Linked DNA regions of Homo sapiens: region 1 is linked to region 2. A link is a loop called in an ENCODE intact Hi-C map of the cell type or tissue named here. Cell type or tissue: chondrocyte. All regions are shown on one strand. Each heading gives the region's core, and the rest is flanking DNA. Links, peaks and the distances in the headings are about the cores only. Region 1 has its middle 240 kb from the start of LINC00692. Region 2 overlaps TOP2B (DNA topoisomerase II beta).

What was found. Hi-C counts contacts between places; a loop is a spot of excess contacts. Peaks named below come from ENCODE experiments on the same cell type or tissue, not always from the same donor. Only the 100,000 strongest peaks of a DNase experiment are listed, where the experiment ranks them.
Region 1: it touches region 2 in a loop (6-fold over the local background); 10 of 110 quality-filtered maps call a loop at or near these places.

Annotation. Positions count from the first base shown.
Region 1 is chr3:26,113,047-26,122,065 of GRCh38, reverse strand. No RefSeq gene overlaps it. Among named protein-coding and RNA genes, the nearest start is that of LINC00692, 240 kb to the right of the region's middle. RefSeq lists an enhancer at 3,725-4,224. In chondrocyte, for the core only: a CTCF peak has its summit at 3,645 (motif pointing right); no DNase peak of the experiment used is centred there.
Region 2 is chr3:25,644,198-25,653,216 of GRCh38, reverse strand. TOP2B (DNA topoisomerase II beta) reads left to right here. Exons shown (of 36, transcript NM_001330700.2): 2 at 7,747-7,917. Among named protein-coding and RNA genes, the nearest start is that of TOP2B, 16 kb to the left of the region's middle. In chondrocyte, for the core only: a CTCF peak has its summit at 4,974 (motif pointing left); no DNase peak of the experiment used is centred there.

The sequences.
Region 1 (9,019 bases), core at 568-8,567, 470 kb before region 2:
CTTGCATATGTTGAACCAATCTTGCATCCCAGAAATAAAGCCTCCATGATTGTGGTGTATTTACTTTTTGATGTGCTGCTGGATTTGGTTTGCTAGTATTTTGTTGAAGATTTTTGCATCTATGTTCATCAAGGATATTGGCCTGAAGTTTTCTTTTCTCCTCCTGTCACTGCCAGATTTTGGTATCAAGCTGATGTTGGCTCTATAGAATGAGATAGGGAGGAGCCCCTCCTCCTCAATTTTTGGAACAGTTTCAGTGGAACTGGTACAATTCTTTCTTGTACATCTGATGGAATTTGATTGTGAATCCATCTGGTCCAGAATTTTTTTGGTTGGTAGGTTTTTTACTACTGATTCCATTTCAGAATTTGATATTTGTCTATTCAGGGTTTCAATCTCGTCCTGATTCAATCTTGGAAGATTGTGTATTTCCAGGAATTTATCTATTTCCTGTACATTTTCTAATGTGTGTGCATAGTAGTCTCTGAGGACCTTTTTTATTTCTGTGGAATGAGCTATAATGTCACCTTTGTCATTTTTTATTGTGCTTATTTGAATGTCTCTTTTTTATTTGTTTGGCTAGCACTCTATCAATTTTGCTTATTCTTTCAAAAAACAAACTGTTAGTTTCATTGATCTTTTGTATGAAATTTTGCATTGTAATTTGGTTAAGCTCTTCTCTAATTTTAGTTATTTCTTTCTTCCGCTAGCTTTGCGGTTGTTTTTTTTTTTTTTTTCTAGTTCCTTTAGGTGCAAAGCTAGACTGTTAATTTAAGAGCTTTCTAACTTCTTGATGAAGATGTTTAGTGCTATAAACTTTACTCTTAACACTACATTAGCTGCATCCCAGATATTTTGGTAAGTTGTGCTCCTATTTTTATTAATTTCAAGGAATTTTTTAAATTTCTGCCTTAATTTTGGTGTTCGCCCAAGAGATATTCAGGAACAAGTTATTTAATTTCCATGTATTTATGTAGTTTTGAGATATATTCTTGATATTAATTTCTATTTTTATTGCAGTGTGGTCCAAGACTGTATTTAGGATAATTTAGATGTTTTTGAATTTATTGAGACTTGTTTTATTACTGAGTATGTGGTTGATCTTAGAATATGTTCCACATGCAGATGACAAGAATGTATATTCTTTGGTTGTTGGGTGGAGTATTCTGTAGATTTCTATTAGGTCCAATTGGTCAAGGGTTGTGTTTAATTCCAGTCTTTCTTTGTTAGATTTCTGCTTCAGTGATCTGTCTAATGCTGTCAGTGGGGCTACTGAAATCTCCCTATATAATTGTGTGGCTAGGTAATTATTTTTTTTAGGTGAAGAATAACTTGTTTTATGAATCTGGGTGCTCTAATGTTGGTTATATATTTAGGATACTTCAGTCTTCTTCTTGGATCCAACCCTTTTTCATTACATAATACCCCTTCTTGTCCTTCTTGTTAGTGGTTTAAACACTGTTTTGTCTTTTATTTGTTGTTTTTATTTGCATGGTAGATCTTTCTCCATCCCTCTACTTTGAGCCTGTGGGTGTCATTACAGGTGAGATGGATCCCTGAAGACAGCAGACAGATAGGTCATGTTTTTTTATCTAGATTGCCATTCTATGTATTTTAAGTAGGGCATCTAGCCCATTTATATTCAGGGTTAGTATTGATATGTGAGATTTTGATCCTGTCATTGTGTTGTTAGCTAGTTGTTACGTAGACTTGATTGTGCAGTTGCCTGATAGTGTCTGTGGGCTATGTGCTTAAGTGTGTATTTGTGGTAGCAGGTGTTTTCCTTTAGATTTGAGGTTTAGCACACCCTTGAGGACCTCTTATAAGGCTGGCTTAGTTGAAATGAATTTCCTCATCATTTGCTTGTCTGCAAGGATTTTATTTCTTCTTCACTTACAAAGTTTAGTTTGGTGGAGTATGAAATTCTTGGTTGGGCCAGATGCAGTGGCTCATACCTATAACCACAGCACTTTGGGAGGCAGAGGTGGATGGATTGCTTGAGCCCCGGAGTTTGAGGCCAGCCTAAGCAACATGGCAAAACCGCATCTCTACAAAAATAAATAAATAAATACGAAATTAGCTGGGTGTGGTGGCACACACTTATGCTCCCAGCTTCTCGGGAGGCTGAGGTGGGAGGACTACCTGAGCCTGGGATATTGAGGCTGCAGTGAGCTGAGCTCATGCCACTTCACTCCAGCCTGGGTAAGAGAGTGAGACCCTATCTCATAAATAAATAAATTATTTTAAAAATAAAAATAAACTTTTGGTTGGCATTTATTTTCTTTCAGGATGCTGACAATAGGTCCCCAATCTCTTCAGGTTTCTGCTGAGAAGTCCACTACTAACTTGATGGGGTTACCTCTGTATGTGACCTGACCCTTATCTCTAGCTGCCTTTAAGATTGTTTCCTTTGCATTGAACTTGGTGAAGCTGATGACTATATGCCTTGAGATGATCATCTTGTATAGTATCTGGCCAGGGTTCTCTATGTTTCTTGAATACACATGTTGTATTAGTCCATTCTCATACTACTATAAAGAAATACCTGAGACTGGGTAATTTATAAAGAGATGAGGTTAATTGACTCACAGTTCTGCAGGCTGTACAGGAAGCATGGCTGGGGAGTCCTCAGGAAATTCACAGTCATGGCAGAAGGTGAACAGGAAGCAGGCTTGTCTTACATGGCTGGAGCAGGAGGAAGAGAGAGAGGAGAGGTGCTACACACTTTAAACAACCAGATCTCATGATAACTCACTCACTATCACGAGAACAGCATCAAAGGGGAAATCTGCCCTCATGATCCATTCACCAGGCCCCACCTCCAACACTGGGGATTATAATTTGACATGAGATTTGAGCAGGGACACAGACCCCAACCATATCGCATATCAACCTCTCTAGTGAGATTAGGGAAATTTTTGCGGACTATATCTTCAAATATATTTTCCAAGTTGCTTATTCTTTCTCCTTCTCTCTTTGAAAATTTGATCTCTTTATATAATCTCTTATTTCTCAGAGGTGTTGTTTATTCTTAATTATATGTTCTTTTTCTTCTTCTTCTTCATTTTTTGTCTGACTGAGTTGAGGAACTGGTCTTTGAGCCCTGAGATTCTTTCTTCAGCTTGATCTACTCTGCTATTAATACTTCGATTATATTATGGAATTCTTGTTTCTATGCAATTATTTTTCTAGTTTTCAGCTCTAGAATTTCAGTTTCGTTATTGCTTAAAATGGTTATTTTGTCTTTCAGCTCTTAGGTTGTTTTACTGGATTCTTTGGATTCCTTGGATTGGGTTTCAAATCTCTCCTGAACCTCAGTGAGCTTCCTTGCCATCCAGGTTCTCAATTCCATATCTGTCATTTCAGTCATTTCAGACTGGTTAAGAACAATTGCTATGGAGCTAATGGACTTGTTTAGTGATAAGGGGACTGGCTTTTTGAATTTCCAGAGTTCTTGCACTGATTCTTTCTCATCTTGGAGGGCTGTTGTTCCTTTAATTGTGATGTAAGTTGTTGGCTTCATTTCTGTATGTTTTCAGAGGTCAAAAGCTCTGTACAGGGTCTTTGTGGCCAAATTCTTGCCCTTGGTTTCACAGGGGGGTATATTAGCAAAATATCTCTTGTGTTGTAGTTTGGGCTGTGACCCAGTAGATGGTGCTTAAGAGTAAAGAGCAGTAGATAAGCTTTGAGCCACGCAGCTCCTTTGCATTTCCTCAAGTTTGCAGCTGTGCTCTGCAATTGGGGGGTGGGGAGAGGTGCTGGGTAGAGGGTTGGAGAGGAAGGTTTCTCCCTTACCAGGTCCATTCCTGGGCCTTGGGAGAGCCTCCCTCTCTGATCACTGCACTGTGCCCGTGTTTCTTTTGTTAGGTGTTCCAGGCTGCTGGAGTCCTTCAGGCAGAAGCCACAGCAGGGAGATAGATCACATCCTTTCCAAACTGGCCCTGTGGAGGGAGAAACACCCTGGTCCCACACTATCCCACAAACCTACGTCTCTTCCCTCTCAGTGCTCTGAGAGGGTAAGCTCCTCCCCAACTCGAGTGGACCCCAGGCTTAGCAATCCCAAGTGGTGCATGGCAGCCCTGGGCTGCCAGGACTGGCCTGTGGCTCCATCATCCCCACCCTCTGGGTTGGGTTCCAGGTGTGCTGGGGGATTTGAAGTGCTCCCAGGCTGCTGGGAATGCACTCAGATGGAGCAAAGTACCCAGGTTGGTCATCGAGGCTGTATTATGTATAGTCTCCTGGTTGGTGGCCAGGCAGGGGGCCTGGGAAGGACTGGCAGGCAGGCAGACCTACAGGGAAGTCAGCTCCACTTCCTCCTGGCCACAGTTAAACGGGGCCAGAGTCTCTTGGAGGAAGATGGGGAGCCCTGGGATATGGCCGACAGAGCTGTCCTGTGTACGGAGGCCCCTGGCTCCCTACTGGCTTAAGGCCCACTTCCATCTACTATCTGGGAAGATCCCCCTGCCAACTCAACTGTCCATGTGTGATGTGGGGTCCCCTGCAGCTAGGATCCCTAGAGGTACACAGCAACAGTGGGCGGTCCCACAGTCCCTTCACTCACCCCTTCCCCAAGAGCCATTTGGAGGTGGGAACCAACTCTAGCATTCGAGCACCATGCCCAGGGTTCCCAGCTTTCTCTCTCTTCAGTCTCAGCTTCTATGTCACTTCTGCATCCAGTCTCAGTATTTTCTCTCCAAAAATCTGTTCAAATTATGTTGGTTTAGTCAAAATATTCGTCTCTTTCAGTGGAGTCAGCACTTCCCAGTTGCATCTAGTTGGCCATCTTGTTAAAAAGTCTCTAATGATTTTTGTCAAGATTGCCAAGACCATTCAATGGAGAAAGGACAGCCTTTACAACAAATGGTGCTGAGAAATTGGATATCCACATGCAGAAGAATAACATCTTATTGCCTAACATCATATACCAAAATTAACTCAGATTTGGTCAAAGACCTAAAACTATAAAAGTCTTAGAAGAAAACATACAGCAAAAGCTTCATATCATTACATTTGTCAGTGATTTCTTGGATATAACAACAAAGGCACAGGTAACACAAGGAAAAATAGACAAATTGAATTTCATAAAATTAGAACTTTTGTGCATCAAAAGACAAAATCAACAGAAAGAAAAAGGAAACCCACAAAAATGGAGGCAATATTTGCAAATTATATATCTGGCAAATGATTAATATCTAGAATATATAGAGAATTCCTAACATTTAACAACACAAAAACAGATAACCCAATTTAAAAATGGTAAAGGACTTGAATAGACATTTCTCCAAAGAACACACACAAATGGTTATAAATCACATGAAAAGATGTTCAGCTTCACTAATCACTAGGGAAATGCAAATGAAAACTACAAGGAGATACCACCTCACACCCATTAGGATGGCTACAATTTAAAAAAACAAAATAACAAGTGTTAGTGAGGATGTGAACTAATTGCAGCAATGTTGGTGGAAATGTCAAATGGTATAGCAGCTGTGGAAAAGAATATGACTGTTTTTCAAAAAACTACCATATGATCCAGCAATGTCACTTCTGGGTATATACCCAAAAGAATTGAAAACAAACCTCCAAGAGATATTTTTACCCCAATGTTCATATCAGCATTATCCACAATAGCTAAAATGTGGAAGCAATGCAAGTGCCCATCAACAGATGAAGGGATAAGTGAAATGTGGTATATACATACAATTGAATATCATTCAGCCTTAAGAAAGAAATTCTCACATACATTTATACCACAGGTGAACCTTGAGAACATTATATTAAGTGAAATAAGCCAGTCACAAAAAGACAAACACTGTATTATTCCACTTACAAGATATTTAGAGTAATCAAAATCACAGAGCTGATGTTAGTAGAATAATGGTTACCAGAGGTTGGGGGAAGGTAAAAGGGAGATTTATTGTTTAATGAGTAGAGAGTTTCAGTTTTAATCTAAGATATTGAGACACTAATATATTTTATCTAATATATGGGTTTAAAAGCTCTTGCTTCTCACTACAGCAATAACTACAAGTTTGGTTTTAGAGTATTTATATTGAGAGAAATTTCCATTTAATTACCAGACAAGCCATTTAACTTGAAGTTGATTCTTTGCATAGTAGAAACTATTAAAAAATCAAGCAAAACATTTTAAAGTAGATACTTTTTTTAAAAAAATTGAGGGTTTATTTTCCTGTAATCTATAGTTTTAAAAAATTAGTCATTCAGAATATTGTTTGAGAATACTGAAAGTATAGAGGGTAATTATACTAAAAGCTAAAATGAGTCTTTGATGTACACTTTAAGTGCAGGAATCATTTATCCTGGCTGGAATAGAGTTAATGGCAATGCAACATACTTAGAATAAGGAATTCCCTTGAATATGCTCACATAGACATATATTCCTTTTGAAACATCATTACCAATAAATATTTTAGGTCTATTAAGCGTTTTTTGGTCACTCATTCTTTCTTACCCAAGATTTTTTACTTTGGTGTCAGTGCTGTCCCTTCTATCAACTTTATTATGCTTCCTTGAAACTTGTAAATTTGGAAATTGCCTAACAAAACATTCAAAGTCACAATGCCAACAAGCTAAAGAATATCAGAGAAAAGAAAATGCCAAAAACTCACAGAGAGTAAGCAGGAAAAAAGGCTGAGACCATCACCATGCCAAGGGACCTTTCTAACACAAGAACTCCCCATCATCTCCTCAAATCTATGACTAACAATTGACTACAGGCCCCAAATGCTTTTCTTCTTTAAATTCAGCCAAGTTCACTTAGAATGTTTTCACTTGTCATTTAACAAACATTAGACAAAGATCTACTGTGTCAAGAACAGAGATAGATAATAACTAAAAAGAATGAGTCTACTTAGCATTAAAGATAAAAAGACAAGTAAGTTATAGTCCCAATCTGTCAGGATCTCAGAGTCCAATAAGAAAGGCAAACATGTATATACATAATTATAATCAAGGGCTATTTGGGCAGTGAGGGAGTGTGTACAAGGTAGAGGGCACTGCAAGAAAGGGGATAATTAACTCTGGTAGTGGAGGGAATACGTTTCTGCAGGAGTAACAATGTGTGAATAGATTTTAAAAGATGAGTAGAAATTTGTTAGGTTTTCAATGCAGAAAAGCACTCCTGGAAGCAAACAGGGAGCTGTGAAACAGCATGGCATGTTAAGGAAAATTGCAAGTAGTGAGGTATAGATGGAAAATAAATATGAGAGGTACAGGTTACAACAATACGGATGGGAATGAGGGGTTAATGCTTACTGATATGGTTTGGCTATGTCCCCACCCAGATCTCATCTTGAGTTGTATCTCCCACAATTCCCATTGTTGTGGGAGGGACCTGGTGGGAGATAGTTGAATCAAGGAGGTGGTTTCCCCCATACTGTTCTTGTGGTAGTGAATGGGTCTCACAAGGTCTGATAGTTTTATGGGGAGAAACCCCTTTTGCTTGGCTCTCACTCTCTCTTTGGCTGGCACCATCCACGTAAGATGTGACCTGCTCCTCCTTGCCTTCCACCATGATTGTGAGGCTTCCCCAGCCACATGGAACTCCAAGTCCAATTAAATCTCTTCCTTTTGTAAATTGCCCAGTCTTGGGTATGTCTTTATCAGCAGCATGAAAACAGACTAATACACTGACCATTCCAGTTTCTCCTCACTTACTATGATGTTGTGTTAAAGAGCCAGGATAATTTTACAGGGTTTAAAGAAAATCACTTATTACATTTATAGGTAGCATGTAGTCAGCAAATTAATATGCAAACATTCTTTGCAGTGTTGTTTGCAGTGGCAAGAATGTAGAAACAACCAGGCTTTTACCATTTGGGGTCTGATTAAATAAATCGCAATACTTCACTAGAAAGCAATAGTATGTGGTTGTTTTATTTTAAGAAAATAAGGTAGTGCTGCATGATTAAAATGGACCTCATAACAGGATATAATATTTATTTGAAAACAAAACAAAACAAAAAACAAATAGCTGGTCATGTGTATACTGCCTTGTGTGTGGGGTTTTTAAATGATATGTTAGCATTAAATGATATGCTAGCATTATACATAGGTTATAACCTATAAAATGCAAAATGATATATGTTTTTAAAAAATAGCTCAGGAACTCATTTTCTTTTTTCATTCCCTTTCTTCCATCTGCGAAAATGAACAAGATAATATTAATTAGGACAACGGGAGAATGTATGATAAGCAGTTCAGAATAAGAATTTATAGTCAATTGTAGTTTTCCCCCACAGAATTAAATAGAGTCAATGAGAATGCTGCATATAATACTTCAGTAAGAGTTTTTCACTAGCACATTTCACCAGCGCTGTTTTGATCAACAAGTGAAATCTTATTTTTATTTTTTCTGGGCATACGCATGATTGCTATAATGTTGAGGCAAGGGGCAGAGGCATGGAGACTACCAAACGGAAAGACTGTGAGTCTCCCGGAACATGAGGACATTGTGTTTTAAGTATATTAGAAAAGTCTAACATCAGGGCAGCAAGTAATACTATTTAACAACAGCCTGACGCTGAAGGAGGACAAAATGAAGTGTGAATGTTTTTATAGATGCTGCAAGACATTGTTGTGCTGTTGTAGATGTGATTGTGTTACAATCATATCTGTTTCAGCTAGTGTCATTTTGAATTTGAACAAAGCAAAACATCCTAATATTTGATATCTGTTATGCACTGAAGAGGTTGAGTACCACTGTTTCAAATTATTATCCTAGTCCCCAATGTTATCGCTTTTAGACATTTGGTCTATTCTAAATTAATTATGAATACGTTTGTACATATCTATGGAAATAAACAAGCTAAATTTAAAGGGGGAAAAGGTGTTATGGACACAAGAGCAGGACCTGAACACATAATTCCCAATGGTGATTTGCAAGTCTAATGCACCAAGTTCAATGTCCAGGGCTCTTTATTCAGCTCTGAAAAAAATATATATGTATATATATACCATGTTCATCCCAGGAAACTCCATTTCATAAAACACTGTTATA
Region 2 (9,019 bases), core at 609-8,608:
ATTCTTCTTTGATTATTTGGTAGAATTTTCAAGTGAAGCCATCTGGTACTGGGCTTTTCTTTGTTGGGAAGTTTTTGATTACTGTTTCATCTTCTTATTTGTTATAGGGCTGTTGAGATTTTTTATTCATGATTCAGTCTTGGTAGATTATATGTTTGGAATGTATTCATTTCTTCTAGGTTATCTAATCTGTTGCCATATGTGTGGTCATGTAAGTCTTTTATAATCTTTATTTCTGTGACATCAATTATAATGTCCCCTTTCGTTTCTAATTTTAGTTATTTGATTATCTCTTTTTTTTCTTATGTAATCTAGCTAACGATTTGTCAGTTTTGTTAATTTTTTCAAAAAACAAACTCTTGGTTTCATTGATTTTTTTTCCTCATTGTTTTTCTATTCTCTATTTTATTTATCTTTGTTTTAATCTTTATTTCCCTTCATTAATTTGGTTTAGTTTCTCTTTTCCTAGTTCTTTGAAAGGGTCTAAAGTTAGGTTGTTAATTCGAGATCTTTACTGATTGTTAATGTTAGGTGTAATACTGTTTTAGCTGCATTACATAAATATTGCTCTATTGTGTTTTGGTTTTCATTTGTCTCCTGATATTTTCTAAATTCGCTTGTGATTTCATCTCTCACCCATTGGTTATATGAGAGTGAGTTGTTTAACTTCCACTTATTTGTGGATTTTACTGTTTTCCTTCTACTATTGATTTCTAGTTTAATTCCATTTTTGATGGAAAATATACCTTATATGATTATAGTCTTCTTAAGTTTGTTAAGACTTGTTTTGTCACGTAACATGTGGTCTTTGTTGGAGAATGTTCCAAGTGCAATTGAAAAGAATGTGTATTCTCCTGTTGTTGATTGGAGTGTTCTGAGTATGTCTGTTAGGTCCAATTGGTCTATAGTGTTGTTCAAGTTCTTTGTGTCTTTATTGATCTTCTGTGTGGTTGTTCTATCCATAACTGAAAGTGGGCTAGTGAAGTCTCCTACTATTATTGTGTTGGTCTCTCTCTCCCTTCACTTCTGTCAGTGTTTGCTCATAAATTTGGGAACTGTAATGTTAGATGCATATCTTACTGGTGAATTGACCCTTTTATCATATAATGTCCTACTCTGTCTCTTGTGACAGTTTTTATCTTAAACTCTATGTTGTCTGATGTAAGTACGGCCACTCTCTTCAGATTCCAGTTTTCTGGAATATCTTTTTCCATCCTTTTATTTGTAGCCTTTGTGCATCTTTGGATCTGAAGCAGATGTCTTGTAAACAACCTGTAGTTGGATCTTATTTTTTTATTCCATTGGCCAATCTATGTCTTTTATTTGGGCACTTAATCTTTTTTTTTTTTTTTGAGACACAATCTCCCTCTGTTGTCCAGGCTGAAGTACAGTGGCACAATCTTGGCTCACTGCAACCTCTGCCTCAGGTTCAAGTGATTCTTCTGCCTCAGCCTCCCGAGTAGCTGGGATTACAGGTGGCTGCCACCATGCCTGGCTAATTTTTGTATTTTTAGTAGAGATGGCGTTTTACCATATTGGCCATGCTGGTCTCTTAACTCCTGACCTCAAGTGATCTGCCCACCTTGGTCTCCCAAAGTGCTGGAATTACAGATGTGAGCCACCGCTCCTGGCCCAATTTATATTTAAAGTAATTATTGACATGGACTCACTATTGCCATTTTGATTATTTTTTTATATGTCTTATAGCTTTTTTGTCCATCTTTCTTCCCTTGCTGCCTTCTTTTGTGTTTCATTGATTTTTTTTTTTTTTAGTGACATGTTTTGATTTTCTTCTAATTTCTCTTTGTGTATATTCTACAGATATTTTCCTTGACTTTACCTTGCCATTACATAACATATCTTCAGGTGATAAAAATAAATTTTAAATTAGTAACTTCAATGCCATATGAAAACTCTTCCTTTTTTCACCTCTGCCCTCCCCTGCTTTGTTTTTGATGATACTTTACCTCTTTTTATATTGTGTATATTTTAACACAGATTTAGAATTATTTTTTATGCTTTAAAAAATTCTATACTATATTTAAGTGATCTGTATTACTGTATTACAATACTAGAAGATGCCATATTTGTCTGTATACAAATAGTCTTCAAAAAGTTCATGGAAAATGTGTATTATGAGAAAACTATGCATGGATTTCAAAATTTTTTGGTATCAAAATAAACTTGTACTAACTTGTTATAACGTGTCTGAACAAAATCTAGTTTGCGGTACTAAGAAGGATAAGACATCATTTGGAAAAGAGCCCCTGTCAGAGCAATATGAATTATGCTAAAATTGAAGCAAGAACAAACATCAAGTTTATGAAGAAGCTTAGGTGAAAGAATGGTGAAATCATTGATTTACAATATGTTTACAGGGCCAATGCCTCAAATAAATGAGCAGTTTACAAATGGATAACTTCTTTTAAGAAGAGATGAGATGATGTTAAAGATGAAGCCTGCAGCAGCAGACCATTACATCAATTTGTCAGGAAAAGATTAATCATGTTCATGCCCTTATTTAAGAGGACCAATGATTAATAGCAGAAACAATAGCTAACACCATAGATGTCTCAGTCGGTTCAGCTTCCACAATTCTATATGAAAAATTAAAGATTCACAGACTTTCCATTCAATGAGTGCCAAAACCATTGTGCCTAGATCAGCTGCAGACAAGAGCAAAGCTTTTAATGGAAATTTTAAACAAATGGGATCAAGATACTGACACATTTCTTCAAATAATTGTAGCAGGAAATGAAACAGGGCTTTACCAGCATAATCCTGAAGACAAAGCACAATCAAAGCAATGGCTACTAAGAGGTGGAAGTGGTCCAATCAAAGCGAAAGCAGACAGGTCAAGAGCAAAGGTCTTGGCAACAGTTTTTTAGGATGCTCAAGGCATTTTGCTTGTTGACTTTATGAAGGGCCAAAGAACGATAACATCTGCTTATTATAAGAGTGTTTTGAGAAAGTTAGGTAAAGTTTTAGCAGAAAAATCCCCAGGAAAGCTTCACCAGAGTCTTTCTCCATCATGACAGTACTCCTGCTCATTCCTTTCATCAAACAAGAGCAATTTTATGAGAGTTTTGATGATAAATAATTAGGCATCCATCTTATAATCCTGATTTTGCTCCTTCTGACTTTTTTTGTTTACTAATCTTAAATCTTTAAAAGGCACCTAATTTTTTCAGTTGATAATGTAAAAAGACTGCATTGGCATGGTTAAATTCCCAAGACCCTTGGTTCTTCAGAGTTGAGCTAAATGGCTGATATCATCACTTATAAAAGTGTCTTGACCTTTATGGAGCTTTTGTTGAGAAATAAAATTTATATTTTTTATTTTTATCTTTTGATTCCATTTTTCCAAGAACTTTTTGGAGTCTCCTTGGACTTTACCAGGGAGTTATGTATTTTTGTGTTACTGTGTTGCTATTTTTTATCCTTTTGCTTTAAGGGACTCCCTTTATCATTTCTTGTTGGGCAAACCTAGTGGTGATGAACTGTCCCAGTGTTTGTTTATCTAAGAAAGTATTAATTTCTACTTCATTTTTGAAGGGCACTTTTGCTGGATACAATGTTCTTGGTTGGCAGTGTTTTTTTTTTTTTTCTTTCAGTACTTCAGATATATTCTTCCAATCCCTTCTATCTTGCAAGGTTTCTGCTGAGAAATTGGCTAGTAATCTAACAGAAGCTCCTTTGTAATTGATGATTCACTTTTCTGTTGCTGCTTTTAAGATTCTCTCTTTGTCTATGACTTTTGACAGTATAATTATGATGTGTCTTGGTGTAGTTTTCTTTAGATTTATCCTTGGAGTTCTTTGAGCTTCTTTAATTTGTATATGCATTTATGTCCTCAGATTTGGAAAGTTTTCAGCTATTATTTCTTCAAATAGGCTCTTTCTCCATTTCTCCCTTTCTTCTCCTTTGAGGCTTACATAATGTATATGTTGTTCTGATAGATAGTGGCCCATAAGTTCTTTAAGCTCTTTTTATGTTTATTCATTCCTTTGCCTTTTTGCTCCTTTCCCTTGGCAATTTTGAAAGTCCTGTCTTCAAATTTGCTGATTTAAAAAAATTCTGCCTGCTCAAGTCTACTGTTACATCCCTCTAGTGTATTTTCAATTCATTTACTGTATGCTTCAGTTCCAGAAATAATGTTTGCTACTTCATCATAGTTTTTATCTTTGTTGATTTTTTCCTTTTGTTTATGCATTGTTACACCGAGTTTTTGTTTGTTCATCTGTACTCATTTATTTCATTAAGCATCCTTATGGCAGTTAATTTGAATTCTTTGTATGACAATATATTTCCATTTCTTTAGGCTCAATTTGTGGTGATTTATTTATTATTTTTTTGAGACAGGCTCTTGCTCTGTCACCCAGGCTGGAGTACAGTTGTGTGCAGATGGCTCACTGCAGCCTCGACCTTCTGGGCTCAGGCAATCCTCCCGTCTCAGCCTCCCAAGTAGCTGGGACTACAAGTGTGCACTACCACACCTGGCTAATTTTTTTTTGTTTTGTTTTGCTAGAGATAAGATTTGGCCATGTTGCACAGACTGGTTTTGAGCTCTGGGCTCAAGGGATCTGCCTGCCTCAGCCTCCCAAAGTGCTGGGATTACAGGTGTGAGCCACTGCGCCTGGCTGCAATTTAGTTTTTTACATTGAATCGGCTGTATTTCCCTGTTTCTTTGTATTGTTATTTTCTGTTAGGGCTTTGGCATTTGAAGGCTTAGCTAACTCTCTGGTCTTTGCGGTCTGGTTTCATACTGGGAAGACTTTCTTCATCCAGTTAGTCTAGCTAGAGAATCCTGAGACCTCACAAATCTTTTATGGGGATGCATCCTCTTTGGGTTTGTAATTTCTTAATTGAAGAGGTTTGCCTCTGTCCATCTGTCTGCTCCCTCTGGTGTGTCTTTGTCTGCTTTACTTGTGGCGTCTCGTGCTGTAGTAAACTACAGTACTGGAGCTCCACCTTGTGTCTGTTTCTGATACTGCAGGGTCTGATGCTAAACCAAAGCACTTTGCTTTTGTTTTCAATGGCCCTCAACCTGGCACCCTGTTCAATGTCAGTACTTAGATTCAGTCAAGAAGTTTCTAGGGTAGCACTGCCCTCAGCTGTTCCATTGGAGGTATATTCCTTTTCTGCTCCTCCCCAGGGAGAAGGTGGAAGTTGTTGTTGTCTTGTTTGTTTTTCTCAATCTTGCCTTGCTGGGGCAGATAGGAGGGAGGACATGAGCTTTGATGCTATTTTATGCTCACCTGGGGTGCTGGAACTTATCACAAAGGCAGTTGGATTGTTTGTTATTGTTGAATCCTTGTCTTCATGGGGAAAGAAAGGCCTGGGGTTTCTTGTTTTGCCATCTGGCTGACCACACTCAAATGTTACCTGTTTTTTTTAGACATTATCTTAGCAAGAATGGTAAGTCTTTGAACTTGATAGGAATTTGGTGGGTTCAAGCTTTCAAACTTTTTTTTGTAATATATCCATTTGGGAAGAGGTGCAGGGAGGAAGAGGTGGTGATTATAAGTAAGGAAGTGTGGAAAAAGTTGTAAATTCTTGAAGAAAGCATGAGGTAAGGTTTTACTCCTGTTTTTTTTTTTTTATCCCTGTGTGCCCTTTAGTTCAGTTTAGTTCATACAAATTAGATAGACATGAGCCTCTGGTTGAGTCTAATCTTGAAAATATTTTCTTTGTGATGGGGTTGGTTTTAGAAGAGTAGCCTGGAATACGAAAGCTTTTATTTGTATGGTTATCATGTGTCTTCAACCTTTATGTCAATAATTGCAGACTTAGAATAGCAGTTCTAAGTTAATGGTAAAATGTTACCTACTTTCGATTCCATAGCATCTATCTTCTTTGAGTACTTTCTTAGAGTGTGATTTTAATGATTATGATCTTTGTTCTAACTATTTTGAGGCTTCATTAAAAAATAAATTATGATTTTATTGTTAGAATCGTTTCTATAAATTAACGTCACTGCGCCTGGCCCTTAAATGTAAATTTGTTTTTATCAATCAACTATTTCTTCATAAAAAGCAAAGAATACGATTAGAAATTTGAAGACTATCTGGTATTTTAAAAATAAAGTTCATCTTTCTGGCCGGCTAGTTCATCGTCTAACTTTTGCAGAAGTGGAATGTGAATGTGAAAACTTTGTGAAACAGAATTATTTTCTTTTATCCAAAGCTACTTTTAATTGTCTTTGAGCAGTGTTAATGGAAAAACTTATAAATGTAGGAATGTATAAGAATATAGTTTAAAATCTAGTAAAATGAGTTATTTTTAATACTTTTATTTTGAAATATTATTAAATCTTTAATTGTATATAAAACTTACTGCATTGTGAAATTATAATTAACGTTTGAGTTTCCTGAGGATATATTAAATTCTTATCTTCGTTTAGACTTTTCAGAGGTCATGTATTTTGATTTTTAAACATACTTAATGATACAGTTTTTAAAAATAAAAACTTTAAAGCGGAATTGAAATTGCATACTGCTTGTTTAAATGCACAAAATCTCTGTATCTCCTATTATCTGTATTCTGTTTCTTTAATTTCTACTAAAATTTGAAGGCCTCTGAAGATATTTTAATTCTCATTGTGTCTTTTGAGTTATTTTTTGATTCTGAAAAGATAGGCCATCACAATATCTTTTTAGTGGGATGTCATATTTGTCAGCATTAAGGAATCCCAGAAGGAGAGAAGTATATTCTCTGCTGCTCTTAAGAAGACAAGGAAATTTGTAGACCTTGGAAATTTGATTTGACATCCTCATCTGCTGTAGGAATGTTTAGAATTAAGATCACCAACCTGTGCCTCCTTGAAACTGGTAGAGAAACTGGGATCAGTATTGGGACACCCAGAGCTGATATGTGAGGAATTATTGGCATGATCTACAAATGTGTGAAATTTGAGGATTTTATAAGCCATTTCAGTCATATCAGTGTTTATTAACTACATAGGTTAATATTTTGTGTAGGTCATTTTTGTTTATACTGTAGTCTTCAGTAGCTTAATGGTGGGAAGCTTACATCTGGAAGCTTTTGGGGCTCCTGCACCTAGCCAGGTTCAGTCATTGTGATTCTGTAACTTCACCAGAACTCAAATTTCTTGGGAGGTTTTGAGGACCACAAAAATTAACTTGAGTCCAGGTGTGGTGGCTCACACCTGTAATGCTAGCACTTTGGGAGGCCAAGGCAGGCTGATCACCTGAGGTCAGAAGTTCGAGACCAGCCTGGCCAACATGGTGAAACCTTGTCTCTACTAAAAATACAAAAAAAAAAAAAAAATTACCTGGGCATAGTGGTGCGCACCTGTAGTCCCAGCTACTCAGGAGGCTGAGGCAGGAGAATCACTTGAAACTGGGAGGTGGAGGCTGCAGTGAGCCAAGATCACACCATTGCACTCTAGCCTGGGTGACAGAGCAAGACTCTGTCTCAAAAACAAAACAAACAAACAAACTTGATATCTTACAGAATTGGGAAATGTTTGTATTTTTGGATTGCTGGAGACTGCTCTAGTGATTCTGGTGACTATACCCACGTTTTGGGCTCAGTCAAAACTACAGGTTCATGTTGTATAATAAGAGCCAGACGGTCAGTAAATAGACCTGTGTTTTCTTTAGATTTAAAAAATCAGTCTGAAAGATAATTTTGCCATTAAAAAAGAAAACCCATGTCGTGTGTCCATACTCATTGTCTACCCCTTGGTAGGTTATTTAAATTTGATTTTTTGGTTAATTTTAGACTCTTTTTGATCAGAACAATGCTGCAAAAAAAGAAGAGTCAGAAACTGCCAACAAAAATGATTCTTCAAAGAAGTTGTCTGTTGAGAGAGTGTATCAGAAGAAGACACAACTTGAACACATTCTTCTTCGTCCTGATACATATATTGGGTCAGTGGAGCCATTGACGCAGGTAATTATTGCTAAAATTGATTGAAATTAGGAGATGTGCATCTATATTTACTTTTTAATATGTTGATAAAATTATTGTAATTACTTGCTTTGGAAATTTGTAATTTCATCTGTCATAGTCAAAGTAGGGTGAAAGATCTAGAAGTAGAAATGTATTTACTTCTTTTTGGGGATTAAAAACCGTCAGAAGAGGCTGAGCGCAGTGGCTCACACCTGTAATCCCAGCACTTTGGGAGGCCGAGGCGGGTGGATCACAAGGTCAGGAGATCGAAACCATCCTGGCTAACATGGTGAAACTCTGTCTCTAATAAAAATACAAAAAAATACAAAAAAAAAAATTTTCTGGGTGTGGTGGCGGGCGCCTGTAGTCCCAGCTACTCAGGAGCCTGAGACAGGAGAATGACAGTGAACCTGGGAGGCGGAGCTTGCAGTGAGCCGAGATCACGCCACTGCACTCCAGCCTGGGCGACAGGGCGAGACTCCATCTCAAAACAAAAAACAAAAATCAGAAAAATGAAGTATAGAGTAAAATGGTGCCATACGAACTTTTTATGTAAGTCTTCCCCACCCGCCATCTCCCATCACCCCCTGATGCCCCCCCACCCCGTGTCTCGCTCTGTCGCCCAGGCTGGAGTGTAGTAGTGTGATCTTGGCTCGGTGCAACCTCTGCCTCCTGGGTTCAAACGATTCTCCTGCCTCAGCCTTCCAAGTAGCTGGGATTACAGGCATGCGCCACCACGCCTGGCTAATTTTTGTGTTGTTAGTAGAGACAGTGTTTTGCCATGTTGGCCAGGCTGGTCTTGAACTCCTGACCTCAGGTGATCCATCCACCTTGGCCCCCCAGAGTGCTAGGATTACAGGCGTGAGCCACTGCGCCCAGGCTTGTAAGTCTTTAAGTTCATATTGTCATTAATGTTAATGGTAGTACCTTGCAGAATTTGTACATATACACTGACTATTGTTTACTGCTTACTAGGAACTTGGCTTACATATATTATCTCATTTGATCCTAACCATTTTGGGAAGTAGGTACTGTTATCTCTATAGATGAAGAAAGGGAAGCTTACATAAATTTAAGTAACTTGTTCATATCTCTCAACTAG